Regions from separate parts of the Homo sapiens genome. Here region 2 is linked to region 1. Evidence: chromatin loops called from intact Hi-C (ENCODE). Cell type or tissue: prostate gland. All regions are shown on one strand. Each heading gives the region's core, and the rest is flanking DNA. Links, peaks and the distances in the headings are about the cores only. Region 1 overlaps CGNL1 (cingulin like 1). Region 2 holds the start of CGNL1 (cingulin like 1).

Evidence for each region. Hi-C counts contacts between places; a loop is a spot of excess contacts. Peaks named below come from ENCODE experiments on the same cell type or tissue, not always from the same donor. Only the 100,000 strongest peaks of a DNase experiment are listed, where the experiment ranks them.
Region 2: a loop joins it to region 1, with 3 times the contacts of the local background. A loop is called at or near these places in 11 of 110 quality-filtered maps.

Annotation. Positions count from the first base shown.
Region 1 is chr15:57,520,553-57,535,461 of GRCh38, reverse strand. It overlaps CGNL1 (cingulin like 1), which reads right to left. Exons shown (of 19, transcript NM_032866.5): 11 at 11,821-11,973; 12 at 10,711-10,881; 13 at 6,647-6,808; 14 at 3,683-3,772. Among named protein-coding and RNA genes, the nearest start is that of GCOM1, 64 kb to the left of the region's middle. RefSeq lists an enhancer at 7,589-8,172. In prostate gland, for the core only: a CTCF peak has its summit at 7,773 (motif pointing right); DNase peaks (open chromatin) are centred at 6,289 and 7,811; H3K27ac peaks cover 5,000 bases.
Region 2 is chr15:57,368,699-57,383,607 of GRCh38, reverse strand. CGNL1 (cingulin like 1) reads right to left here and starts at 7,103. Exons shown (of 19, transcript NM_032866.5): 1 at 7,041-7,103. RefSeq lists an enhancer at 11,672-12,172. In prostate gland, for the core only: a CTCF peak has its summit at 5,952 (motif pointing left); DNase peaks (open chromatin) are centred at 5,947, 6,507 and 6,987; H3K4me3 peaks cover 3,395 bases; H3K27ac peaks cover 4,461 bases.

The sequences.
Region 1 (14,909 bases), core at 4,913-9,912:
TCCCCACCCTCTTTCCAGTAATTCTTCCACACTCACTCTTGCAACAATGGTCTTTCCCTCATTAGCTGCTTGAATCTTTTACTTGGCATTTAGTATCCACTGTTTTCTATTGTTAGTTATCAATTTTTTAGGTCTGACCCATCTCCTCAAACAAACTGTAGCAACTCAAGGTCAGGGACCATTTCTGGTCCTCTTGGAGCTTTACTGCAATGCCATGCACACAGCAGGTATTCATCATATTTTGCAGGCACGGGTAGATAGAGCACTGCCTTGGAAATTGAGACCTAAGCCCAGCTCTGCAGTCAATTGCCTGCATGACTGTGGTCAAATCACCAGGTGACTCTGGGCCTCAAATCTCTCATCCATTACAGTGAAGTGGGGAGAGTTGGACTCTGAGGTCCTTGCCAGATCTAACAGTCTATGAGAGGGGTTGGCCATTCACTAATATTGCTGGAAAACCTTTTTTGTGGCTTATTCACTTAAGTCCCATCACTAAGACTAGTGGGAGATGTTTGGGGGAAGCAAAGATTCCGCAAAGGAGCTTGTGAGAATTCAGAGTTTAAGGAGAAAGCTGTTAAGTTTGAACCTTTTAATTTAAAGAGAACAAGATCACCAAACTAAAATATCCCATGCATTCTCTTTTCAGTGCCTAGTAGCAGTTTGCTAGGAAGGCAGGGCCGATGTTATTACTTGGGTTCAAGATAACAAGCACCCTTTCCTGTTTTTAGGAGATGTCCTTGTTAAGGAGATGTCATAAGGTCAGCATTTGATGGGGGAGAGGAAAAGCGGCCTTACGTTTTGAAGTTTCCCTTTTCTGGCTTTGATTTCAGCAGGAAAGCACAGGCACACGGCCCTAGAAGTTAATCTAAGTGGACCAGAAGAGCTCAGAATCAGGGCCCATCTGTCTATACCCAAGGCCCTCCCCAGAGAGCCTTCATTTCAAGAGGCAGGAAATAAGCCTTGGCTCAACCTCAACTTTGAATGAGAATGAGATGCTTTCCAGGGAGGCGGGTATTTGGCCCACCCATTTCTCTGCCCTCCCTCACAAGTCAGGAGGCAGCAAAGGCCAGAAGAGAAGCTCTCAGAACACAATCAGGAGACATCAGCGTTTCTGTTTCATTGGCTTACCAATTCCTACGTCCATGTGAATGTGCTCAATTTCTCCACTTATAACAAACACCAGGCTATACCCTCCCTATCTCAGATGATGCAGTGAGAAGAAAGAAAACAGAAGAGGGAAAGAGAGCTGGTAGGGAAAGAGGTTATAGACATTGGTGGAACTCATCTTTTTAGGCATGTAACTCAGATACAGGGAGAGAATTGGGGGAAAGTAAAGGGTGAGTCAGACGCTTCTGGATGTATGAAACCTTCTTGCAGCATTGCAATGTTAGAATTCAGAAGAGCCTTCAGAGATCACCTGGATCAATGACTTCCTTTTGATAGATTTTAGAGACTGAGCTCAGAGAGGCTGGGACTCTCCCAGAGGTAAATGAGGCTAATGCAGGAGCCAGGACTGGGACTGCCAGCCCACTGCTCTCCCCAGCAGACCAAGTGAGTTCCCTTAACTTCCTCCCTGGACTTACTTCAAGTCCTTGGTTCCCTTAACTTCCCCCCTAAACTGACATCAAGTTCTTGGCTTAGTGGAAATATTTTTAGCCTTGACCACATCATGGACAGCAGTTCTATTCCCCATGATCCAAGTGCTCAGTTGAAAGGAAAAAGAAGTGTCCAGAGCAATTCTGGGACCAGATCTCTGCATGATCAGTTCTGTCAGTGTTGGGCTGTCAGCTGAGCTAAGGGAAGCAGACACGTTCTGGTTCAATGTCTGTGTTTTGTTTCTGATATAAACATGGAACTGAAGGTCTGTTGTAACGGCCTCATTACTGATAGGATGACAGGCTTTCCCACTATTCCTCTTAGCATAAGCCACAAGAAGCGCTGGCAAAACAAATCCATGGTCACATCCTTTGTCATTGTGAATGTTTAGCGGATCCTGACATGTCTGGGGGGAACGTCGCTACTTAGCCAGGCTGGCAGGGGCTCATCACAAAACAGCTTTTATTCCAGTGAGAGAACTTAGAAAACAAAGTCTTCAGTAACAACCCTGGCGGGCAGTAGAGGAGATGTCAAGGTTGAGCTCTCTATCTGGGCCTCTGATTTTCAGGAAGGTCCCTCTCTAAACCTGTGCAGCTCTGGCCTGATAAGCTGTTGCAGCTCCAGATAAATCATAGCCTGGGAACACGCAGACAGAACCCACTCTCCATGAGGAGGGTGGAGGGAACACAGCTGGGTTGCAACTTTCTTCACTCTCAGGAGCAAAGGAGCATGAGTATCCCACTTGTTTGCAAAGAAATCTATCAACAGGGACCTAAAAGAATACGGAAAAGCAGCCAGGGATTCACGTTCTACTTTGAGCAGGGCTGCCTGCTCATAAGGTGCTATCCCCAAGCTCTGGAACTTCCAATTCTTGGTCACCCTGAACCGAGGAAAGGGAAGTCCATGTGAATAAGCAGAAGAGACCAGAGGAAAGTGCCCTTTGGAATAGGGAAGATTTGAAAAAGAAGACAAAAACATAAGGCAGAAAGTGGAAGTTTCCCAAGTGGTTATGAATAACAATCTATTGGCCATAGAGGGAAAAGTGCCTTTTAGGGCTGAGGCTCTAAGGGTCATTAGTTCAACAAGCAAGTGTGTGGAATGTGGTAGCCAGCACCATGTTAGGTGCAACAGAAAGTAGGCTCTACGATGCAGCCTTTTCCTTGACAAGTTAATTAGCAGTACACACACCTATGAAGCATTCACGTTCAATAACAGTACTTTCCAAGTGAATGCTTTTTGCAGTTTTGGAAGGAGTTTCACTTACATTTGATCCTTATGACAACACTGTGAGACAATCGGGGAGAGTTATGCTCGTGTTATAGATGACGGAACTAATTTCTCAAGCGAAGTGCAGATAATACATGCAGTATTATCCAAAGGCTTTTGACCTCTGTTTCCATTTTTTAATTAAGTGAAGGTTCAGAGGGGCTTTGAGATAGACTGGGAGTGGCAAGTGAGATCTGGGGAGAGCAGTGAGATCACGAGGAAACAGAGGTACTGTTAACTAGTTTCTGTGTCCCCAGTGCATGCCCAAACCACTTGACAGATAAAATATGGAAGCATTTTGGGAAGAGGATTCAGAACACTCAGCAGCAGTTTCAAAGATAATTAATTTGTATTCACTAGTCTCAGCCCTTCATTTACAAGACACCTGTGGATACATGTAGAAACTTCTAATGATAGAATGTGCTTTTAATGACAACTTACCCAGTTGTACGCCTAGAGCCTGGAAATGGTGCTAGACGAACTGTATATCAACATTTAGAAAGCCCTTCACTCTTTCTTGACTAGCATTGGCACTTTCTTAATGAAAAAGATGAAATCAAAACCTAAAAACCTTGAAATGATGCTAGGTATAGATCAGGAAATAATCTGACCAAGGAGTAAAATTTAAAATCTAAAATACAAGTAATCTGGTCAAAGTCTCTCCTAGAAGCTCACTATGGTGATGACTATTCAATCTTCCATCAATTTCTAGATGGCATGAATTTTTCTCTCCTGGACTTAACTGAAGCCCCAGGATTAACCCCTCATGTTCCTTTTTCACACAGGACAATCCACGCATCATTCACCTATAGAATAGTACCTGTTCCCTGCTCCTACTGATCCTCTCAGACAGCAAATCTGAGTTGTTTCTCTCTTCTTCCAGTTCCATCTCCAGTTGAGACACCTTGTCCTAAGAAGGAAATCACAAACACAGTTGACTTAACTTGCACTGACCGGGATTAACAGCAAAGGCTCCCCCACAGAGAAACAATCCTAAGGGCAAATGAGAGCTAACTACCATTAGAGTTTGGAAAAACAATATATCTATTTCTTACATTGCCCAAAGCAGATATTTCTTAAACTATGTGTTTCATGACTTGTAATGTAAAATGTGTAACATAAAATGTTTATGTAGAAAACACATAAAAGAAGAAAAAACATTATCCCAAACCCTAATGCAAACACTAAGGATATTTGAGCATGTTTCTGTCAAGTCTCTGTTTCTCCCTGTGAATCAATAACTTTAAACAGATCTACCCAAGCCAGTGCCTGTTAAAAGACAATGTGGAAAAAACACTTGACGCTCCGGACAATCTTTTGTCTGCAAGAGCCTTGCAGGAGTCAATCTACAGCAGCCTTCTAAGCCTTCTAAGGAACAGCATGCATTTGCACGATGCACTCCCAAACCTGCATTGGATTAACCAAAAGACAGTGCTAACCAATTCTGTTAAACTCATCATCACTTCAGAATAATAATTGGTGGTTTCTTTGTTGGCTCCTAATCTAACCTAATTGAGTGTTCAGAGAAAAACATTTCAAAGCAGCTTTGTGTATGAAGAAAAGAGGCTTCTAACACAAACCACCCCACTTACAACTGGGGGTTGTCAGCCTTGAGCACGTGTTTCTCCTGTCACCAGCCAATCTGTCATAGGTCTAAGTAAACTCAGAGCCACAAATGCTAAAAAGCAATTGGCATTCCAAGTTTTAAATGTGAACCTGCAGCATTTGTATATAAATATTGTCTCTGCAATTGCCAAAGTGGATTGACAAGCAATGGGCACCTCTATCCCTAAATATTATTCTATTTATCACAATAAAACACCCAGGATTCTTGTGAGTGAGTGACTGTCTGTGAACGGCCCCCAGGTAGTGATCAAAACCTATAGGGAAGTTAGAAAACCCTCACCCAGGAGCCAAGCATCTCTAAGGCCAACTTGGATTGGAGCTGGGCCCTGCACCGAAGCCTCCTGTTTATTCAGTGGTTCCTGATGCCTCCAAGACCAGTCTCACTATAGTCAGACATCACTCAGGATCCACAAGAGCTGCATTTACATACAACAGCCACCTGAGTTTACAGAAAATGTCCGTCGTTAGGAGAGCTCTTGAGTCTTGAAAATTAATTTAAGTGCTAGTGAAGGAGCAGGCAAGACGTAGTCACAGCAAGACGGTCCTGCTTGCCGCCTCTTAGGGGACGAAACACCCCTCAAGCGCATCTCATGGTAGCAGGGTCTTCAGAGCCATTCATTTTGTAATTAATGAGAAAATAGCTAAATATTGCAAAGGGGCAAATGAAGCTTAGCTATGCCACTCCTTCTAGACCTAAGTCGGCCAAAGGAAACGATCTCTTTAGTCAGGATATAGCAGTGGAAATGACCTAACAACCCAATCACCAGCTAAAAGCACCTCTTTATAAGACTGTCTTCTTGCCTAAAAGCCATACTGCACAGAACCCAGCAGGAGTGTTAAGGGTGCCGGCCAGGGCCATTACTCCAAAGGTTCTTCCTCCACTGCCTGAAGGGGCTTTAGCTTGTTTTGAGCCAGGTTGTTTAAGGCCCTAGAATAATCAGTTTCTAGTTAAGTGGGTTGACCTTAGCTTGCCTTAGAATTACCTCCCCTAAAGAGATCAGAGCCAGGACATTAGCAAAATGTACAGCAGTCCAACAAAAGAGCAATAAAACTGTAATCAGGTTATTCTAGTCTCTAAAAGAGGCCCATCTAATAAAATCTTCAATGACTTAAACAACACTCCCTAGATATAAACAGCTACTAAGTCCCCTGGACGTTTTGAAAATTATTTCTGTTTATTTGCAAAGTTGAATCAGGAATTCCATTGATTTTGAATTTAAGCCATCTCTCCATGGCCTTGAGCACTGTCTTTTATCAAAACTTTGACAATTTTAACTTCTCTGAAAAGACTGAGACTATTTTTTAGTGTCTCTCTCAATTCCATTTTTTCAGTGTCTCTCCCTCTCTCTAAATTCTACTGGGGCGTGTGTGTGTGTGTGTGTGTGTGTGTGTGTGTGTGTGTGTGTGTGTGTGTTTCTGGGGGTTAGTTTTGCTCCTAAGAATTATTCTTTTTTAAAAGTTCAGATGGAGTGATTCTAAGGTTCTTCTTGTCAACCTCAGTGAACTGTTCACACTTAGATTCTGTTACTTCATTTACATTTTTCTAATATGTGGTGTTTTCAGCTTGTGACTAGATCACCCCCATCTGGTGAGTGCATTCAGCACTTTCTGATATGCTGTCTTGGACTATGTACATACTATGTATACCACAGTAAATTGAGCCACAGTGTGCTGCGAGCTCTGGCAAAGCCCAATAACCTCTAAGGGAAAATGGGCCAGAAACAGGAAGCAAGAATGGAGAATGTGGTGTGGCAAATGAAGAATGATGATTCCTAGGAGGCTCCTCTCTGGACATGCAGCAGTCTGGTTCCTTCTAGTTAGCTGGAAGCACTGCCCCAAAGAACAAACAGAAAAGGAACTATCTGTGCCCTTAGGCAAAATCACCTAATGTCCCTGAGAATCTGTTCCATTTCCTCTCAAGACAATGAGAATGTTAGACTAATTTATATCCATCATTCCTTCTAGCTCTGATGTCCTGAGTCTATAAATGACTGGCCCCTTCCTTCAATCAAGAAATAACCTCACTACACCCAGCTGTGGGAGAGAATAAAAATCCAAGACTTCCCAAAGGCTGAGCTGAGAGCAAAGAGGCTGCTTCTCTCGTGGCCCAGCCTCGCTCTCTGCAGGTCCCCCAGCTCACACTGTACGGCCCACAGACCTCCATCTGCTTGACCAGCCTGCTGCGGTCATCTTTGAGGTGACTCTTGGCTTCCAGCTCATACTCCAGGTCCTTCAGCGTCTGCTCCAGAAGCTGCCTTTTTGTGAGTGCTTCATCCTGAGCTCTCTGGTAGTCCCGTAACTCTTCCTCCATCAGACGCATCTAGGAGGAGAGACAGCTGGGATGGTTTTCTGGGGTGCATCAAGAGCATAGAGACCTCCACAGACAGTGCACAGGCTGACCCCACCAAAAGGAAGATCAGCTGGACTCCCACAATATGGGAGATCAGAAGACCTTGAGCAAGTCCTACCTCCCTCTGGGCCTTACTTTCCTTTTTGTAAAAAGAGGAGGTTTTCCAGCTACAGGCAGCAACCTATTAGGTTACAAATTCTATTTGGTAGATATTGACCAGCATTTTTTAATTAAATAGAACAGAAAAAAATAGCAGAGTATTAGCAAATATTGATTTGCAAATCTTTTGTGCTAGACATTCATATATTTGTGCAGATGCGTGTATTCCTGGGTTGCAAGATATAGTTTTTTTTTGTCTTTTTTTTTTGAGATGGAGTCTTGCTTTGTTGCCCAGGCTGGTGTGCAGTGGTGCGATCTTGGCTAACTGCAGCCTCCATCTCCTGAGTTCAAACAATTCTCCTGCCTCAGCCTCCCAAGTAGCTGGGATTACAGGTGCATGCCACCACACTGAGCTAATTTTTGTATTTTTAGTACAGATGGAGCTTCACCATGGTGGCCAGGCTGGTCTCGAACTTCTCAACTCAGGTGATGCCCGCCTCAGTCTCCCAAAGTATTGGGATTGCAGGCATGAGCCACCGTGCTCAGCTGAATGCAAAATGTCGTTTTTACTAGGTCATGTTAAAACCTCTCGAGAGCCCCTTAACTAAATACATGTTTCCCAGGGGGTAATTTATTGTCTACCTGTATCACTGTCACCTCAAAAGAGGTTTCAACTCAGTGAAAAAGAACACACAACTGAATTAATGACCGCAAAGCAACCTACTGGCAAAAAACCTAACAACATACACAGGCACATTAGGGAAAGCCACTGCTTTGTAGAAGAACATGATTAGCTAGCTTAATTTATAATGTTGTTGTTTTTTCCATCCACAAGGTGGCACTCAACTAACAGCTTTGAAGAAAGCGCAACAGACAAAACAGCTTGATTCACAAGGGCCAGTCAGTGTCTTGAACTTCTCTAGAAGCTCCCTGGGGAGACCAGCCAGCTCAGGGCACAGTAGGTCTTCCTTAAACATCTGTGTGGGCTGATCTGGTGAAGCCGCAGGCTGTCTGCTTTGTTCTAAGTGTCCTACCCTCTTGGAGTTGGTACTAGTATTGAGTAGAGCTAGTCTCATGAATAGAATAATACACCAGGGGGTCTGTTTCCTTCAGAGTATATGAAAGTGAATGGCCATCTCCGCTACAGAATGCCACCCTTCTGCAGTGTCTGGCACAGAAGAGTTGGAAAGCCCCAGTAGTTGAGGACAGCTTTGGAGAACCCGTGGAAAAGCTTGAGGAAATGTGTTCTTCTCTGGGAGGCTGACAGGAGCACTGGGCATTTCTAAGAGAACAGCCTAGCCTTGAAGATGACATCTCCAGATGAAGACCCACATCTGGTTTTAGTGGTTACCATGACAGAAAGTACATGAAAGCACAGAATGAAAATCACCCCATGGAAAACAGTGATGGGACATTTTCTGGATACAGAGGATGTGCTATATTCCAGAGCGTTAAAAAAACAAAAAACAAAAACGCTCTATGACTCAGTTTCCTCATTCACAAAATTGGGATAATTATAAAATCAGCCTTCTAAAGCTATTATGAGAATCAAATGAGATGATACCCAGAAAGAACATGAGTGTGAGGGTCAGAAAGAATGACAGGCAAATGTGCAGCCTGCGTTTCCTTCCTGTCCCCCTTCCCAATGCCCAGCGTGCCCTCCTCCACTGCTCAGCACAGCCCCACCTTCCACACCCAGCAGGTCCCTCCTAACACCCGGTAAGGGCCCCATCATACTCAGAGTCCTTGACGAGGGCCGGCAGAAGAGATTAACTAGCATGGTGTCTGTGAACAATGTATCCTGAATCATAAGCAAGCAAACAACTTTTGAACTTCCTAGTGCTACCTTTAAGTAGTTAAAATCACCCTTTGCTAAAAGAGATGTAGAAAATAAACTGAACAATGGTAATCACTAAGTCTCGATTCTCTAAAGATCATGCTTATCAGAGGTAGAATGGGTGAAAAATGCCTATTTCTCTCAAAGCAAAGGCAGCCACTATTACAGCACTTAGAACGGACTCCTGTAGCTTTTGGGGTTTTTTTTTAACCAAGATCTTCAACCAGCTCAATCAAAACACAAGCAGAGGGGCAGTGAACAGAGTTGAGCCTGAGTTTTTTAAGGATCCAGAGAGACCTTGGCTTGTTAATTCACTTTTGTTTTAAACAACTCCATCACTCTACCAACTTAGTCAAGGGTGGTATCTCACTGCAGTTTCCCTGCAGAATGATGAGGTGTCCATGTCTGTTGCTCACATGGAAACAGTGTCTCACAGGGCTGCATCAGTGAGAAAAATCCAGGAAGGGCCATCTTTATTTTCCTTGCAAGGAATCCTTTTTTTTTTTTGTTTTGGAAGGACTGCTCTTTTATAAACAATACTGGTCTCCATCTGGCCTTAACTAGTCTCTCTGGACCTCAGTTTCCTTATCTAACTAGAGGATCTCTATGTTTCTTTCCAACCCAAGGATTCTATCATAAAAATCATTATATAAAACGCAACGGGAAGTACTTTTCAGGGGTCATTGTGACACTGTGATCTTCTGAAGTCAAATCAGACCAGGTGCTTGTTGGTGTTCTGGCAGATACCTGAATCCTTCTGCCTCTGTGCTGTAGTAATGAATGTGATTTTTTTTTTTTTAATACCAAAGAGAACTGTGATGTCAGTGCGCTAATTTCACTGCTTACTTGGAGTCCTGTATCACATAACCCTGAGCCAAAGGGGATCCATTATCAGGGGCCTTTCAAGAGTGTTCTAGAAGCCTGCAATAAATATCTATTGTTCTTTTACACAGTTTCAGCACTGACTCATGGGTGACTTTTCTTTGATCATCAAAGAAATTAAAGTTTGTTTTTTAAAGAAAAAAATGTTTTCCTGTGGAATCTTGGTGCTCTCGGCACTGTTCATGAAAAATAAGCCCCTAAAATTAAAGAAAAGGAAATTAATATTTATGAAGTGTCCGGGATGTACAGACTCGCTGCTACACAGTCTCACATATTAACTCATTTAATTAAGTCACTAATATTTGGTATATTTTTAAAGAGGTAGAAACATATGCTCAGAAAACTGGGGTTAAGTTGCTCAAGGTGACCCAGTTGGCAAGAGGTATAGCTAGAAATCAGCATAGGCTGTGCTTACATTTTGAAGCCTCCGGCTTTCCATTAAAACAATCAAAAACATCCCCTTTCTTTTTCTCAGTTCTTGAGAGGCCAAGCCTGAAGGGAGCTAGCATTTGGGTTTCTTTGCTCAATTATTCTTAAATATAAAACGAATGTTTTAATCATTTCAATACTCATAAATTCCTGAGGATTTCTTTTACTCGCCATTATTGTTGTTGTGAAACTCTTGTCCGCCACCCTCATGCCAATAAAAGTCTGTATTTTCAAAAATCAATGGCCAAAAAACAGTCAGTTACTGTAATCCCTATTCTAGGATTAAATTAAAACATGAAAGCATATAAATAAATCATCTGGACACAGCTGGGCACATCATGGCTGCTCCATAAATGGCAGCTAAACATTTTAGGCAAAAAATTATAGATTCATCAAGAAAATGGTCAGGTTAAAGCTGTGTCCATTTAGCCTCACAGTCCGCCGGTGGGTCCTTTGTGCTCCAGAATGCCATTTGCCCACGGAACCCATCCAGAAGGTGAAGAATGAAGAGTCAAGCACCAAAGCTGTCTCACGAATCTACCCCCAAGTCCCTCACAGAAGACTTTCAGGGCAAAGGATACTTTGAATAAGGGATAAAGGAAGAACTTATCTGGCCAGGCATTACCTCATCCTGCATTTTCATGGCTGTCAGTCGGGACTTTTCTGCCTCCAGCGTTTTCTCCTTCAACTGTCTTTGCATTTCTGCGAGCTCCCTGCGGTTTTTCTCCTTATACTCATCCAGCTGGTTCTGGAGCTCCAGGGTTGAGGTACGGGAGGCCTCAACAATGTCTGCCATCTAGAAGAAGTGACACGGGTGTGAGCCCACCCTGGGATGCTCTGAGACCAGGGTCTGGGTCCCATTTCAACACACAGCACATCTCCTCTTCTCCCTTTCTTCTATGGCCCCCTCAAAGATGGCCCAGCACCTGATCCTGAGTCAGCCAGGTGTGGGCACCTGTGACTTGGAAGCAGCATGGAGGAGTGAGCAGGCACGTCCTTTGGAGCCAGGCACACAGCCTCAGGGTCCTAGGGCTGCTGTGCCACTTACCAGTACATGACTGGGGCACGTCGTTAACCTCTCTGGGCCCTGGCCATGTCCACACTGGAAACACCGAAATCATATCTACCTTACAGGGTTGTTGTCAGAATTAGTATCCACAGATACAGATAAAATTTTATCAGCAGATACAGATAAAATTCTAGTTAGAAACAAAATAGTTAGTAAAGTGCCTGGTACATAATACATGTCAGAAAACAGCAGACACTCGTGTCAACTCCCAGAATACAGAAAGCCTGCCAGCTTTGTGCCTTTACCCCTTCTGGGTATGGTGGGGCAGACATAAAGAGAAAGAGCAGCAGCTACTGAGCTCTGAAGCTGCCTTTCACACTCCTGGACAAGCAATAGAGATGCAAAGGTAGAGACTCTGCACAGAGATGTCGATTCTGATTCACTCAACATTGGTTCCATCTGCACTGACACACAGCCTTCTTCTACTAACTGTTAAGAGGTGATTCTGGTGCCCAGAATCCAGAGGGTACTGGCATTAATGTTTTCTAGACCAGTGTCTATCTTTTCAACAAATCCAAAGAGCTGCCTCTTGGGATCTGCAAATCCCTGACACTTTTGTGCTTAGACCTACTGCAGGTTTCCCAGGCTTTCACCAGACCCTCAGAGGGGACTGGGTCCAACAAAGACATCTGGCCCTACTTCCTCTTTCCTCCTCCAGCCCCTCACCTCCTTCTGCAGTTTCTCAATGGTTTTGCCCAGGTGCCACCGCTCATTCTCCATCTCGTTCTTCAACCTTCTTAGCTGCTCCTTCTGCTCACTCTCCTCTTTGAGCTTCTCAGACAACTGCTTCTGCTCCTGGGTAGTCTGACTCAGATTTCCCTGCAAATGGCAGGGAAAGGACAGTGCTGTCACCTACTAACCAGGTAGCCACAGGAACGGGTGGCACAGGGAACTTCATAGTCACACTGCAAAGCAATCAGATCTGTTAAATCCGTGATGAGGAAGAAGATCAAAATAAAGCTGTCAGAGATAGAAGGGCATTGTTGGTTCTGAAATTCAAGGACCAAATAGGAAAGTTGACTTACCCAAAAACATCCACAGGAATGAAGGGGCAGACAAACAACGTGCTACAGAAATACATGGCCAAGGCTGCTGGTGGTGGGAATTCAGGATGGTGTCTGAAAACCTGAATGTTCATGCTTGAAATTCGAGGTCAAGTTATACATTACAACAATCTAAACCTACTTGGCAATTTATATCCTGTGACACACAGCATCACACCTAATGTTCCAGTATTTACTATGCTATGCAGATGGTTCTTACAGTTAGAATAACTAAAAATGAATCGCTAAGAGAACACTACCCCACAGAACAAAGGTCCATTTGGGTAAAGGCAGTTGTCATCAACAAAATCCATGAATTGGACTCAGACACAGGCAAAAAGGAATTTGGAAACACACAGGTTGGTGAACTTGATGAACAGAAGGTGTTAAATGGAAGAGACACTACTCAGATAAAATACTAGCCAGGTAGGTGGTTGTTGATTGAATCAGCACCAAATACTAGTGCCTACCATAAAATACAACTATCTTGAGTGCAATACTCCCCTTAGTTCCCCTGAGGCTCTCATCTCACAAAGTCACACAGACTTATGTTCTTTATGTAAACAACATGCAACTCCAGAATAAAATCCTAAAATATTATAGGAAAGTTATGGTGGCTTCTTTAAATGGCTAAGCATTAGGGCCATAGGTACAAGGATAATAAGAAGACGCACAACTCGGAACAGAGCAACCTGACTCAAACACAGACTGGATCATCTCGAAAACGTTGTCAGGCACCGAGGGCTGACTGGGCCACTACAGAAACAGCTCAGGGCCTACCCAGTCTTGTGTCCCTGCAGTGACTGCACAAGAACAATGGTTTATATTTGTACAGTGCTTAACAGTTTACAAGCTGCTGCCACAGGCAGTAACTCAGGATCTTGAAAACATTCCAAATCACTTCGGACTCTCCTGGTTTGCAGAGCATAGGAACAGATCTGCTCTGCCAACCATGTGATGTGGGGCTAAAACACGACCCATAGCGGCCTTCCGGTCCCTGGGCTCTGTTGGGCTGGCTGCACTTTGAGAAGCAGCCAACGTGGCCGACCTGCTGAAGTTAATTGCTGCAGAGAACCAAGGTTAACAAAAGCTGCTGGGGAAAAGATGGTGGCAAAAAGAAAGGTAATCAGAAGTTCAGTGTGGGGGGGAATTAGCAGTAGTGTGCTCCAGCACAGCTGCTGCTGGGCACCCACCAGAAGCAGGGTCAAACCTGGGGTTTCTGTTGATCGATGATTTAGCAGTGTTGGGGCAAAGGGTGAGGAGGAGTTATAGAACCAGTGAGGTATGGTATGGGACAAAACCCTCAAAACACATGTCCCAAAAAACGTCAATCTGTGAAAACAACAAATACAGAGGGCCCCCAATGGCTTCCTGTAGAACCTTCAGGATCCAACTCAACCCCCTCCCCAAAGGAATCCCCCAGCCTTTCTCCTCCTCTTAGACCCCAATCCCAAGGGCTCCAGGCAGCAGACAAGCCAACCCAGCTCTACTCAGCCTCCATGTGGTTCGTGCATGCATTTCTGCTCCACTCTTGGCTCAGGCAGGGCTGCCTGGCTCTTTCTCCTGAACCACAAAAGACACCACAGACTCACCACTCTGGGCCTAGGGCCTGCCAACACCTGCCACCCCAGCACACACACATTGCCTAGAAGAATAGATTTGCTACATTATTTTTAAATTATTTCTTATATGCTTGCCTCTTTTGCAAGGTAGTAAGCTCCGTAAAGGCAAGGGAGAGACTTTCTGTCTATCTGGGTATGTTCACTATTAGGCATATGATAAACACTTAGCTATTAAAAATGAATGCCTATCCCCAAAAGTGATCCCAAGGCTTCTTATGTTAGAATCACCAAGCAAGGATGGGGTGTCTGTACTTAAAATATAGATTCTAGCTTTTTCTGATGGAATCACAATTTTTCTTAGCATGGGGCCCATAATCATTTGCATTTGAAAGCTCCCCAGATAATTCTAACATGTACTAAGGTTTAGAAACACTGTTTAGAACAACGGTCTTCCTCCTCCATAATTCAAGACATATGTTCCAATAGGTCACTGCTGAGAAAACGTCCCAAATTCACATGAAAAAAAGCAAACATGGCAACTTTGCATTTTTCCGACCCTTCATGTGGACAGTATCAGGAGTGAAACGCTCTGTAGCTACAGAGACTCTATTTCCGAGGCCAGGAATACAAGCTCATCAATGAATAATGAGATGAAAATTTAGGGAAAATATATCAGGTTGGAGAATCTGAGGCGCAACACGGGTAGATGTAGGGTGAGTGTCCTTGAGCTCAGGGACCATTATCTGTCAACAGACGCAGATTTTACCCTATGATTGAGGTCCCAATTGGCTCATATTAATGACAAACAAGTTGCAGGTGAGCCTATGGGTGTCAAGGAATGGGCAGCTTAACCAGAAGGAAGTTGGTCTTCTTGGAGTCCCTGCCACTCAGTGTCTGTGGGCTGCAACAGTGCAAGCCTTGGGCCCTTTTTCCTTGGTTGTCTCAATACTCAAAAGTCCAATGGGGTGGGAGGGAAAGCCCTAGGAATAATGTATGCACTGTTATCCCCTCCTGAAGGAAAGAACTGTGGTTTCTCCAGCAAAGGCTTCTTTACTTCCCCATCTGCAGAAGGCACTTTAAAATAGAAACATAGATGCCTTGCCTTAAGTGCAGTTCCAGTAGCCCTAGACAGCAACACAGTCCTGAAGCA
Region 2 (14,909 bases), core at 3,260-8,259, 150 kb after region 1:
AGAAAAGAAAAGGCAGATGTGGTGGCTCACGCCTGTAATCCCAGCACTTTGGGAGGCTGAGGCAGGCGGATCACGAGGTCAGGAGATAGAGACCATCCTGGCTAACATGGTGAAACCCCATCTCTACTAAAAATACAAAAAATTAGCCGGGCGTCGTGGCACGTGCCTGTAGTCCCAGCTACTCAGTAGGCTGAGGCAGGAGAATGGCTTGAATGCAGGAGGCGGAGGTTGTGGTGAGCTGAGATTGTGCCATTGCACTCCAGCCTGGGCAACAAGGCTGGGCAACTCTGTATCAAAAAAACAAAAAAAAAAAAAGGAAGAAAGAAATCTTAAGTTTGTTAAACTCCACCCTGCAATCCCTTTGCAAGCTATTTTCTCTCTCTCTCTTATCTCTCACTCCATTCTTTATCAGGTCCTCTCCAGCACCTAAAGCTTTCACAGTAATCACCACTCTAAGTGAACATTCCAGGTTTTTGATACTTGATTAGGGCAAGGACGGAGGCTAATCAACTTTTCAGCTGCTGCTGTATAATTCTGAGTAAGTCATTGTTTATAGAAAGGAAGATAAAAACCACACAGGCAAAAAAGGTGGGGAATCAAACCTTTTTTAATACTGTCAGCTACAAAAGAGTTCAAGGATATATATTAGTTCATAAGATATACTAGAACCTCTTCATGACTTTGAAAACTGGGCCATTTCCTTTTCTTTTGTAATCAAGTCAAAAGAGCCCCATTGTTGAAAGTTTAACAGTCCTAGTTGGAATACCCAAACTCCCAGCCTTAGAGAGGAAGGGGTCCTCACTTGGAAAATGGGACTAACAACACTCCCATCACAGGATTCCTGGATAGTCCTGGTCACAGTCGTTCCTCTTCCCTATGTGGACTATAAATTTGCAAGGGAAAACAGAGGGCCTGTTTTGAATGCAATGAAACACAAAGATAGAAAACTAAGGGAAAAGGTCAAAAACAAGAGAATTCTTGAGGCCAAAACTAGAGGTCATCTTACCTCAATCTTCCAGCAAAGAGATAAGTAACAGGAAAAGATTATTAACAGTCGAGGAGCTTTACAGACCTAACACACTACAAAGCAATCACCTGAACGATTACGTACTCTACCAAAGCAAAGCAGAAATCCCTGTGATTGGGCAGCAGGGAAGAAACCCTGCCCTGTAAACAAAGAGGCTTCTGGCCAGGCTGGCAGAAATATTGCACGTTCATAACAAATGCTCTGTGCACTAATCCCAAACACTCTAACTCCATGACGACCCTCCGCTAACTCCCTGGAAATGTTCCTTGGAGCTGATCCTTCTCGGGTTGAAATATTCAGCTAGTGCTCATTGTAGTAATGAACATTCATTCACTAGCCCTTTTTTAAACTCATCTCTAATTATAACTCCATATGGCCTCTAAGCCCTTACTACCTGTAATTTTAAGAGCTTGAGGTAATTACTATGCAGCAAAGTTTTGTTTTTGTCGCGAGTACCACATAAACAGGAATTGGATGTGCACAGCTTCGTTTTATTCTAGAATGCCCAACGCTGAATTTTGTTTTTAATCTCTTACCCAACAACCAATTATCTACAGAAACTCAGAGGTTTGCAGAACTTGAAGAAGGGTGGAAATCACGTCTCTCTAACCTAGGATGTGGGACCCGTTCAGAGACTTTCTGCACAGCCTAATCTACCCTCTTCTTTAAGACACCTAGAAAAGCAGCAGTCCATAAATTTCCCTTGGGATCACAAGGTCGCAGTGGCCTTTAGCGGAATACTTTCTCTTTAGGTCTGAACTGATTTACTATTTTCCTCTACCTCACGTAGAGGAAAATAGTAAAATTCCTATTTACACGAGGTAGAGGAAAATAGTAAATCAGTTCAGACCTAAGGAGACTGTGATGTTAAAAAATAAACAAGGCACTGAGAACACAATTTCTTAATCAGCTCAGCTTAAGAGGAGCGAGAAACAGTAGAGAGAACTTAGCTTTGTATTCAGACAGACCAGAGTACTCTCGAACTTCAACTCTGCCATTTTATTTTTGTTGTTTGTTTTTAAGACAGGGTCTCACTCTGTGACTCAGGCTGGAGTGCAGTGGCATGATCATGGTTCACCGCAGCCTCAACCTCCTAGGCTCAAGCCATCCTCCCATCTCGACCTCCAGAGTAGCTGGGACCACAGGCACGCACCACCACACCAGGCTAATTTCTGTATTTTTTTGTAGAGGCGGTATTTCAGCATGTTGTCCAGGCTGGTATTGACCTCCTGGGCTCAAGGGATCCACCTGCCTCGGCCTCCCAAAGTGCTGGGATTACAGGCATGAGAACTTTGCCACTGTCAACTACTATGCACCTTTGCAGGATTCAGCACCTCCTTGGGCCTCAGTTTCCTCATATGTAAAATGAGGTCACTGCCACCTGCCTCTCAGGAATGTAAAGGGTTTACAGTAATGAACGAAAAGTGCTGAGCATGCTACCTGGCACTTGAAAGGCAGTCAATAAACAAATAGTAACTATTATAACCATGAGGTTATTAGCCCTATGGGTCAGCTATTTGGAAACCACCTACCCAAGGGAAAAACAGTGTGAAGTCCAGTTTTCAGCCTGCCCAAGGAAGCCTGAGCTACAGCAACCATGGTATGATGAGGAACCAATGTCTGCCCATTGGCAGGAGCCATAGATACAAACCCAACCACTTGCTCCAAAAAGTGCTGCAGCTGCGGCTTTCACACTGCACTTTGCATTCTCCTTTCAGCTCTGTTGCGGAGGTAGCCGCTACTAAGCTTACTTTACCAGTTACTAATGTGCCAAAAATGGATCCAGCCACATTCTCCATGAGCTTCCCACTCCCAGGAAGTACCCCTGTTCAGTAGACTCCAGAAGCAAAAGACACCTGCCAGAATCTGTTCTCTTCCTCCACCTCCCACCTCCCCTTTGCATGATGGATACCTGCACCCTTCTCGCTCCTGGAGTCGGACATTTCCAAAATCAGTCATTTGGGGTACGGGCCTAATAGAATAAGCTTTAATGTAAACCCAAGTAAAGCATGTCTTATGCCTCCTGTGCCAATGAATTGAGGAGGCATCTACCCAGGCGAGGCTAGCCAGGTGCCCCACAGTACCCCACGGGCCACTGTGTTCCTCTTGATTAGAAAAGTTCCTAACTTATTGCAACCCAGGGTTTACATCCCCACCTGACTCAGGCCCCTTAAGGCAGGAACCTTATCCTGTTTACCAACAACTCTGGGTAATACATAGCTTTTGCTAGTAACAGGGGCTACTAACAGCTGGGCACAGTGGCTCATGCCTGTAATCGGAGCACTTTGGGAGGCCGAGGCAGGTGGATCACCTGAGGTCAGGAGTTCGAGACCAGCCTGGCCAACATGGTGAAACCCCATCTCTACTAAAAATACAAAAATAAGCGGGGTATGGTGGCGCATGCCTGTAATTCCAGCTACTCAGGAGGCTGAGGCAGGGAGGATTGCTTTAACCCGGGAGGCGGAGGTTGCAGTGAGCTGAGATCACATCACTGCACTCCAGCCTGGGTGACAGAGCAGAGTCTCAAATAACAAAAACAAAAAGACACCTTAGTGTGAATTTAAGATGAAGCACTATCTCCCCCAAGGATATTGGCTTGAGGGATGCAGGAGGGTGCATGAGGAGAGAAGTACAGGGGGCTGCAATCGGGACACGGGGGACACCAGGCTGAAAACACTAAGCCTTCCCTCCTCGGTAAAGGTCAGTCAACCCTGGTGCTATTTCCATCCCCCACCCCATTCCCTTTTTTTTTCTTTTTTCCTTTTCCATTTTCAGGATTTTCATGTCATAACTGGTTTCTTGATAACAGCAATGTCACATGCCTGAAAAAAGTAAGCACTTGGTCATTCAGAGAAAATTACCCAATTTTTGGTTTCCCCTTGAACTTTGTTTTCCTGCTCTGATGCCAACCTCTCAGCCATGCCACCGCCCTTTAGTGCCGAGATCAGAAGATGAAAAGAAAGGAAAAGCATAAAATCAGTTGGATATTTTTAAAAGGCCAATGGCATCTCTTAGATAAATGGGTTTCACGGGGAAAGAGAGTTAGGAGGCCATTAAATTTCTTTAACTCTCCCTCACCCATCAGCACAAGCAAATTAAACAAAGAAAAAAAGGAAGCCACCAGGGCAATAAATTCTTAACACAAACCCAAGGCCTTTTCTAGTTGCTGTATCCCCTTTCCCTAAATGAAAAAGTATCTCACTAACCCTTTCTTCATATTTTTCTTCACTTACTTTCTTCTAATCACTTTAGGATATTAGAGCTGCTACTCCAAAGTGAGAAATTGCAATAAATGTGCTTAGGCCCACATTTACATAAACTTTTCTTTTTGGGGGGGTAGAGTGTATTATTATATTCACAGTGTAACTATTGCTGTTCAGGGGTGACTTTTCAGACACCATGAATTCAACAGCATCCTCGAATAAGCATTTTTCTTTTCCCAATTGAGACAAGATTTGGAAGTTAACAAACCATTTAATAATATGGCTTCATTTTGTTGGCATGGTCTCACTCACTCACACACACACACACAAAAAAAACAGTAGGAAAACACTTTCCATATAGTCTTGCTCCCCAAAGGGTGATGATTCGGGTCAGGGGACACCCTGTAAGACAATGCGCTGCATGTAACCTCCATTTCAAGCCAAAGCCAAGACAATGAAGACGGCTCCCACAGGGTGCACACCTCCAGCAAGTGAATACAGTAGTAGCAGCAGAGCATGGTCGTGGAAGTTGGGGAAAAGCGAGAAAACCAAGTGGGCAAAATTATGTCATTTTTGTATTTTTCAAAATGAATGTTCTTTGGACTTACATTAGCAGCTAGAAATGAATGTAAATGTTCTTTCACTTCAGCAAGGCATTCTTGGAAGGATGTCATCCCACTGTTAATAAAAATACAGGCGGGGCACGGTGGCTCATGCCTGTAATCCCAGCACTTTGAGAGGCCGAGGTGGGCAGATCACCTGAGGTCAGGAGTTTGAGAACAGCCTGGACAACATGGCGAAACCCTGTCTCTACTAAAAATACAAAAAAGTAGCCGAGCATGGTAGCGGGTGCCTGTAATCCCAGCTACTTGGGAGGCTGAGGCAGGAGAATCATTTGAACCAGGGAGGCCGAGGCTGCCGTAAGCTGAGATTGCACCATTGCACTCCAGCCTGGGCGACAAGAGCAAAACTCTGTCTCAAAAAAAAAAAAAAAAAAAAAAAAAAAAAAAAAAACACATAGAGGGCCACCCCCTAAGAAAAACTTAAAACCACTGATTTGTGGTCAGGTAGCAACATCAGGGTGGAAATTTTAATGCAAACATCATATTTGGGGTACAAAAGTAAATTAACCAAGATCCCCGGAGACTATCACATTACTAAAAAGGGCAGTGAAAACACATTTTCTTGATAAAATATATGACCTAATTTAGCCAATATAAGCATGGTTACATTTTCCTTAGTCCTACTTCTCTATCATTTTTAAGACCATGTGACAGGTGTCTCAGGTGTCATCTCAGATGTGCCATGTTATACACTGTGTTCTGTCTGCAGGGCTTCATCATACTTCCAGAATAAGTTTAATCTACAAAAATGGACTTATGTTAACACAAATATCAACCACAAAACCTTAAGGATGTTGTTAGCTTTGGCTTTTTGAAGGAAAATTCTCCACATTTATGCAACTCCATTATCTACGTGGGGGAGTCTCCGGAGGGTCTCCAAAAGCTGACCAAACCCTAAAGTATTTTTTCTCCTTTTAATCTGAAATCATTCCCGAATATGACAAGTCAAATTATCACTTGGTTTTCCCTGAATAGGACAACCCTGTATTATAACCTTGACCCTGACAAGGACTGCTCGGTTCTAATGCCTACACTCCCACCTCCTTGGCAGAAAGTGCCCTGGCAGTATTGACTGTAAACAGAGAGGTAGAAACAAAGGGATCTTCAGTAAAGGCACCATCTACTGTCTAAAGTTGGAAAGCACCAATCAACAGGTTCTTCAGGTGGAGAGGTGGATTAGGGAAGAGCTATGAGGACCTGAGATGAGTTCTAGATCAGGACTGATCTTGAGCCGTCCGAAGAGTGGCTGGTGGGAGCAACTCTCAAAGCAGAGGTTTTCAAACTTGCCTGCACATTAGAATCACCTGCGGCGTCTTAAAAATTCCATTGTCCAGGCTGCAACCCAGGCAAGCCGAATCCAGATCTCTGGGAGTGGGACACAGGCACCAGTATTTTTTAAAACTCTCCAGATGTGGGGCCAAGTTTGAGAACCAATGCCCGCAAAAGCATTCCCAGCGAGCTTTGAGCAACGTTTTGAGCGGCATAAGCAGAGTCGGGAGGGCAGCGGCCTTAGGGTGAAGAACACACAAAGCAAATATACAAAGTTTCAAAAATCCTGTGTAACTAACTCCAACATGACAGCCAAGTACCTGTCTAGAGGCCAAACAGTGATGCAACTTGGAAAAGTCCCGGGGAGAGCTAGAATGTGTGCTCCGAGTGAGGCGGGGGCTCTCTCGGGGATGACCTCCCTGGGCGGCGCAGTGGTCTGGAGGATCGGGGAGAGAAAGGTCACACGCCCCTTTCTTTCCAGGGGATGGTCCGGCCGAGCACGCCGAGGACTTGTGTACGACAGGATAGGTCAGAAACTGCTTCGTGTGAGTCTCTCCCAGCTGTCACTAGAGCCGGAGGGTCCAGGCAGGGGTGCGAAGGCAGAAAGTCCCTCTTCACTAAAGGGAGGTTCTGCAGGGCCTCCTCCCTCCCACCCCGCCCCGAAGCGGGTTCCCCAGGGATCGCCCGCATCTGTTCTGCGCCTGCCCTCGGCGGGGCGCGGCGCGGGAGTCCGGGTCGCATCTTCGAGCCCCAGGACACGCGCGGCGCGGGTCACCGAGAGTGGACGCGCGGACTGAGCACAGTGCACCTGGCTGAGCCCGAACCCCTGGGGGTCCCGCCGCCCTGGGCGGCCCCTAGCACCCCGAAACCCGGCTGCCGGCGCACACCCCGCCCCGCTCCAGCCCGGAGCTCACTCACCGCCGCCGCCGCCTCCTCCCGCGTCCAGCTCCCGCCGCAGCCAGCAGAGCCCGGCCGGAGTGCAAGGGCCGCGGCGCCGCCGGGAGGCCGAGCGAGCCCGCGCCCCGCCCCGCAGTCGCCGCCCGCCCTCCTGGGAGGAGGGGCAGGGGCTGGCCGGGGGCCTGGACCCGCCGGGGCTGCCGGCGGGCCCAACCCTCCCTTCAATCCGCCCGCGGCCCGTCGGGACGAACCTACCCAGGAACCCCCGCACCACCCGCCCTCGGCTCCGCTGGGCCCGGGGCTGCGCTTAGACCTCACCCCTTCCCGGAGCCGTTCGTCCTTCCACCTCCCCTCCGCCGTCACCGGGCATTTTTCTTCTCCCAGCCTCGGCCTCTCCAAATTCCTGGCCTGCAGGAAGCCCTCCCTATTTCGCGCTCTCGACTGCGCCGAGCTCAGTTTACCCCTTTCCCTTCCTTTCCCTGCTTAGCCTTTTTCCCCCTCACTGTCAGAAACTTAAGGGATAGCGCTCTTCTGCCACCGCAAACCCACACCTATTTATTGAGCACCTACTGTGTCTAGACACTGGTGGGGAGGTTATCCCACTTGCGCGGTAACAAGAAATGTCTGTCTCTGTTGGAGAAACAGTAAAGTGAGGCGCCTCGTAAGGTCACACAGCTGGCGGTAGTAGGGCTGGGATTCGAATACAGTTTTTAGGTCCTTGTTTAGACCCACCCCACGATAAACTGCGGCACGCCTCTCGCTAGCTGTGAGAACTTGGGCAAAATGTTATCAGTTCTAAACCCCAGTTCACTCATCCGTAAAATGAAAAGCTGGATACTTCACCAGCTATGAGGATTCCCTGAGAAAACAACAACCTGTACTTTTTTTTTTTTTTTTTTTTTTTGGAGATGGAGTCTTGCTGTTTTGCCCAGGCTGGAGTGCAGTAGCGCGATCTCGGCTCATTGCCTCTGCCTCCCGGGTTCAAGCGATTCTCGTGCCTCAGCCTCCCGAGTAGCTGGGACTACAGGTGGCCACCACTACGCGCGGCTAATTTTTGTGTTTTTAGTAGAGACGGGGTTTCACCACGTTGGTCAGGCTGGTCTCGAACTCCTGACCTTAAGTAATCTACCCGCCTCGGCCTCCCAAAGTGCTGGGATTACAGATGTGAGCCACTGCGCCCTGCCCAACCTGTACTTAATACATGTTTGCTGACATATTGAATGAAATAGACCCTTGAAAACTTAACAATTCAAAACAATATAAAAGGACTTGAAAAAGTAATAGGTTGGTGCAAAAGTAATTGCAGTTTTGCTATTACTTTCAATGGGAAAAGCCACAGTTACTTTTGCTCCGACCTAATAATAGTGATTCATTGCCAGGAAAGAAAGAAAAAAAAAAAAAGATGCTACTTATCCCAAGTGGGCAGCATGGTCAAGGGAGTCTTTTTGGAGGAAGCGGTATTGCACTATTCCAGAGTTAGCAGGTCTAGGTTGGGGAAGACAGCCAAGGTGATGGGGTGTGTGAACAGTGCCCAGAGGGTGGACCAGCTTTCCTGAGCAGAGGCTGCCTGGGGCAGGACACACATGCTAGAAAATGGGATGAGGCATACTAGAAAGGTGGATGGGGTCAGAGGGTGGAAAAGGCATCAAATGCCAAAGTGAGGGGGCTCAAGGCAACCAAACAGTACTTGGACACCTCAAAATGACTAGAATGGAACCTGCATGCAATAGAGGGCACCTAAATGGCCCTGGGAACCAGATGGGGGAGACCCATGGCCTAGGAACCAGCAGAGTCATGGGGTAGATGGGGAGTTGCAGCAGGGAGGGACAGGAAAGAATTTTCCAACTGGGTGCAGTGGCTTATGCCTGTAATCCCAACACTTTGGGAGGCCAAGGCAGTGGATCACCTGAGCACAGGAATTCAAGACCAGCCTGGGCAACATGGCGAAAACTGTCTCTACCAAAAAAAAAAGAAAAAGAAAAAGAAAAAAAGCGCATACACACACACACACACACACACACACACACACACACACACACACACACACACAAATTAGCCAGGCATGGTAGCATGTGCCTGTAGTTCCAGCTACTCAGGAGGCTGAGGTGGGAGGATCAACTGATCCTGGGAGGTTGAGGTTGCAGTGAGCTGTGACTGCCCCAGTGGACTCCAGCCTGGGCAACAGAATGAAATTGTCTCAAAAAAAGAAAGAAAAGAAAAGAAAGAGAGAAAGGAGAGAGGGAGGGAGGGAGGGAGAGAAGGAAGGAAGGGAGGGAGGGAAGGAAGGAAGGAAGGAACTAATGAAGGAAGGAAGGAGAGAGAGAAGGGGAAGGGAAGGAAAAGCAGAAGGTAAGGAAAAGGGGAAGGGAAGAAAAAGGGGAAGGGAAGGAAAAAGGGAAGGGAAGGGAAGGAAACGGGGAAGGGAGGGAAAAGGAAGGGAAGGAAAAAGGGAAGGGAAGAAAAAGAGAAAGGAGGGAGGGAGGGAAGGCAGGAGAAGGGGAAGGGAAGGAGAAGGGGAAGGGAAGCACAGGGAAGGAAAAGGGGAAGGGAAGGGAAAAGGGAAGGGAAGGGAAGGGAAAAGGGAAGGGAAGGGCTCTTGTTTGGAAGACCAGATGTCTTGGTGACCAGATGTGTGCAATGAGGGAGTGGAACTGGCAAAGGCAAAGCTGAGGCTTCCAGGCTGGGTGCCTTGGAGCATCAGAAATAGGAACAATATGGAAAGAGGCTGCTTTTCAGGAGAGCTCCTGAAGGTTCCATGGAGCATGAAGTAATGGTGGAACTTTTCAGTGGAAATGCCCCAGCAGGCAGCTGGGAAGTGGAGGAGTGTCTCTGGGCAGCATCCATGTGGAGGGTGAGGGGAGAGTGAGGACCAGGAGCCAGGAAAGGAGAGTGCAGTGCCTTCACTGAGGGTGGAGGAAGCAGAGGGCATCACCCAAGGGAGAAAGAGGAGGGTAACTGAGAGCTGTTGGGAAGAACCCAGGAGTCTTTGACGGAAGCCCAAGGGTGAGGGACTCCTGAAGGAGAGGGCAGTGCCGAATGTCACGAATCCACTTCTCACATGGGCCCTTCCAAGGATCTGTAGAGAGTGTGCACTCAGGAAATATTTGTTAACTGTCAAAAAAGCATTTCATCAGCAATTTCCCCTCCCATACAGATATTTTGCTGATGACAAAAATAAGAGGAGTCATTGGAGGTAAAGACAGAGGTGAGAGAGATCAGCTACCAGAGATACTGCTTTCGTTGCTCTTATTGTCAAGATGAATGCTCAAGCCCCACCAACCTCAACTTAAAGCAAACATTTCCAGGGAATGCTTCTGAAAAACATTTTTGTCTTTTTTTTTATTTAATGTAAGTCTGGCTCCCTTAATTATGGTTTTTGAGCCAGTAGAACGATTAAGGGGAGGAAGAGCGGGGTCAGTGGCAGCAACTTGCCAAAGAGAAGTTTCCAGGAGGATGAGTAGAGAAAAATCACCTCTTTTCTCCTCCAAATTTTCTGTACATAAAATACATGATACAAAAATATTCACATAAGTGCTACAGTATAAATGACATTTGAGTAGTGACACAGAATATAGGAAGAGTGACAGAAGGGAGGCTGCAGCATGGAATAGGTCTTATGGCGTGCACTTGGAAGACGTAATGCAAGGCCAGGCGTGGTGGATCACACATGTAATCCCAGCACTTTGGAAGGCCAAGATGGGTGGATCACTTGAGGTCAGGAGTTTGAGATTACCCTGGCCAACATGGTAAAACCCTATCTGTACTAAAAATACAAAAAAATTAGCCGGGCGTGGTGGTGCACGCCTGTAATCCCAGCTACTCGGGAGGCAGAGACAGGAGAATCACTTGAACCCAGGAGGCGGAGGTTGCAGTGAGCCAAGATCACGTGATCGCACTCCAGCCTGAGTGACAGAGTGAGACTTCATCTCAAAAAAAAAAAAAAAAAGAAAAGAAAAAAGAAAAAGAAGAAGATGTAATGCACATGGATAACAGAAAGAGTGCGGAGGGCATTTCTGGAAGGTGTGGTCATACACCCGAGACAGGGAAACAGGAGGAAGTGAACAAAACAAAAAATAATACACGGTTTATTTGATTGAAGTGGAAAAGCTATTCCGCTTGTGAAGCAAGATGGGATTGGGAAGGGCACCTGGGAAGAGGGCTTTTGCTTGGAGTCATTGGGAAACAGGCTGCCTTAATACGGGTTGCCCTGAAGGAGGAGCCTGTGACAAGACTTGCCTGCTGGTGGTGTATTTAGGGTGATCCCTAGAAGCCGGAGAGAGGAAGCAGGAAGAGTGCGACAGGCAAGGAGGAAAGGCCAGTATTAGGGTGTGTTAATGAGACTGGTGCTATATGCAGGGGGCCTGATTCCCCTGGGACCTCCTGGGAAGATGCTGAATGCCCCCCAGAATTGACAACCTGAAGCTCAGGTAGCTGGAGTATTTTTCCAAGTCTCCAGCAAAGACCGCTCCTACATGCCTTACCCCTACTTCTAGGCTACCCACCTCCCATGCTGAGAGGGCTCCTTGGAACAAAAGTGCTCACTTGTGATGGAAAGCTGTCAGCACAAAGTTGATCTGAGCTTCCAGGGAGCTCTCCCAGCACCTATAGCTTCTGCACCTCCCGGCTGCTGCAGTGCACATGGTTTCAAGCTCTGCCCCTGCTGTGCCAGGACTCCTTCAGGACCTGGTGCCTACATCATTCCACAGCCAGCAGCCTCTCCTGGCACTATCCCTCTACTCCAAGCTGTTGTGTGGTGGAGCAACTCTACCAAAACTCTGCTTCCCCATAAACAGCTTTCCCCAGAACCCCAGAGGTCAGATTACCAGTAGGTTCCATGGGCATGACGCCATAGAAACTTCTTTCCCCTCCAGTGAGACCCAGCTGTGTCCTCTCCAACAAGGTCTGGCTCTGAGCAGGAGCAGAGGGGAGACTAATTCCTTGGGTGCTCAATCTCATTTTTGGACTTTGCACACTTCCCACATGAAGTGAAGAATCTCAGTCTTAAACTGTTCACTTTTCAAAGTGTTCACTCCTACAAGTGTTGAGGGAAGAGACTTAATACATCAAACAATCATATTAAGTTTCCGTTTGAACTTCTAGAGCCCCTTGGGCAGGCAAACTTGCTAGGCCTACGGAAAAAGAATCAAACCCCTTGGCAAGGTGTGGCAAGCCCTCAAAATCTGGCCCTGACTGGCAGATAAGTCAATGAGAGGGCTATGCCCCTAGCCAGCCATCCACACTCTGGGCCTGCTGTCAAGGTTCCTTCATCTAAAACACCCTTCCGTCTTGCTCTTTCAAGGTTTAGCTTAAGTCCCTCCTCCTCTAAGAAATCCTCCTCCTTCATCCTCCCTTTCTGCCTTGTGGGGTGTTTTATCATAGCACCTACTTACTTATAATTCAGCCCTCCCACACACTGAGTTTCTTAACTGAAGGGAATGGGTCAGATTCCTCCCTGAGTCTCTAGCCACTAGCACATAGCAGGTGTTCAGTAAATGTTTGATGAATGAATGAGCACATGCTAGTCAGTGCACACACACATAGCCAGTCAGGAAATGCCATTGTGGAACAGGTTTTGAGGTGAGGCTCACTTCTTGTGGCCAGGCCAGACTGACCCAGCCCATCTGATCTCCAATAAAGACTTGCCCCATGGCCTTTGACTAGTAACGTGTAGCCTGGATCCCTGGACCTGCAAAGACAGGTGATATTTATTGACCTCATAGCAGAAGAGGTGAGACCTAATTAACAATAAATGACAGGGCGCAGTGGCTCACGCCTGTAATCCCAGCACTTTGGGAGGCCGAGGCGGGCAGACCACCTGAGGTCAGGAGTTTGAGATCAGCCTGGGCAACATGGTGAAACCCCGTCTCTACTAAAAATACAAAATTAGCCGGGCGTGGTGACACATGATTTAATCCCAGCTACTCGGGAGGCTGAGGCAGCAGAATCGCTTGAACCTGGGAGGCGGAGCATGCGGTGAGCCGAGATCGCGCCATTGCACTCCAGCCTGGGCAACAAGAGTAAATCTCCATCTCACCAAACAAAACAAAACAAAACAAAAAACAGTAAATGGTTCGGCAGGGCACGGTGGCTCCTGCCTGTAATCCCAGCACTTTGGGAGGCCGAGGCGGGCAGATCACCTGAGGTCAGGAGTTTGAGACCAGTCTGGCCAACATGGTGAAACCCCATCTCTACTACAAATACAAAATTAGCCGGGCATGGTGGCATGTGCCTGAATCCCAGCTACTCAGGAGGCTGAGGCAGGAGAATCACTTGAACCCGGGAGACAGAGGTTGCAGTGAGCTGAGATCGCACCATTGCACTCCAGCCTGGGTGACAGAGTGAAACTCCATCTAAAAAAAACAAAACAAAACAAAATAAAAAAAACAAAACAAAACAAAATAAATGGTCCTAAGTAGCCTTTGGAAAAGTCACTGTGTATGTGTATAGTATGGAGGAAGGCAATGAAACCCAGTATGCTATTGCACATCCTTATTCCATGGGAGAGACAAGAAGATAAACTATTACTTTTTTTAATTCGCTCTAAAGGTAGTATACCCCATTATATGGTGGAAATGTTGATAGAGGAGTGAAGTTTCTCAGTAAGAGAAAAACATCTAATAGCTTGAGTTTGACTCCATGCTAATCCTCCAGTATTTCCCCTAAGGGGAACACAGATTTCTTCCCACAGTTACTTCAACGTGCAAGGTAAATGAAAAATCAAGAGAGAACCAATAGCAACATTAGAGGGATCCAGCATAGTCAAAAGTATTTTAGATACATTTTGTGGTCGGTTGGACCCTGGTTGGATCCAAGCATGGCTTGAGTTTCTAGAAGCTTGGACTGCCTGTCTTGGAGACTGAAGAACTTAGTGTAGGAATGTCAAAGCTCTGCTGACCAGTGGAAGGAGGAATTTTCCAGAAACAAGGCAAGTTTACACTCACCATCCCCTCAGCCATCCCCAAAACACCAACTAATACTAATTCAATAAACATGCATGTACTAAATGTTATTGGGAATGTGTCCTTGATTATGTTGAAACAACTCCAAATCGAAAAGTCCCTTTCGAACCATGCTTTGGGCAAAGTCAGGATAGCTCCAATTCCAAGATTAAAAACAAAACCTTAGCCAGGCACAGTGGTTCACGCCTATAATCTCAGCACTTTGGGAGGCCGAGGAGGGCAGATCACTTGAGCTCAGGAGTTTAGGACCAGCTTGGGCAAGATAGTGAAACCTCATCTCTACAGAAAATACAAAAAAATTTGTCAGGCATGATGGCTCGCGCCTGTAGTCCCAGCTACTCAGGAGGCTGAGGTGGGAAGATGACCTGAGCCCATAAGGTCGGGGCTACAATAAACTATGATTGTGTCACTGCATTCCAGCCTGGACGACAGAGCGAGACCCTGTCTCAGAAAAAAAGAAATTTAAAAAAAAAAAAAAACCTTGAAACATTTAAAAAGTTTTGACTCTGTGGACCACATTTTATTTGTAGCAAATTAATCAACCATTCTTTGGCTTGAATTATTTGGTTATAGTTGATCTTGAGTGACATATTGTCAGATTATATTCAGACCAATTGGGCAACAAATGAGACCAAAAAACACCAGTACAAATGTTTTAAAATTCTGCATTTTTAGGCCGGGCACGGTGGCTCATGCCTGTAATCCCAGCACTCTGGGAGGCCGAGGTGGGCAGATCACCTGAAGTCAGGAGTTCAAGACCAGCCTGGCCAACATGGCGAAACCCCATCTTTACTAAAAATACAAAAATTAGCTGGGTGTGGTGGCACGCGCCTGTAATCCCAGCTACTCAGGAGGCTGAGGGAGGAGGATTGCTTGAACCTGGGAAACAGAGATTGTGGTGAGCCGAGATCACACCACTGCACTCCAGCCT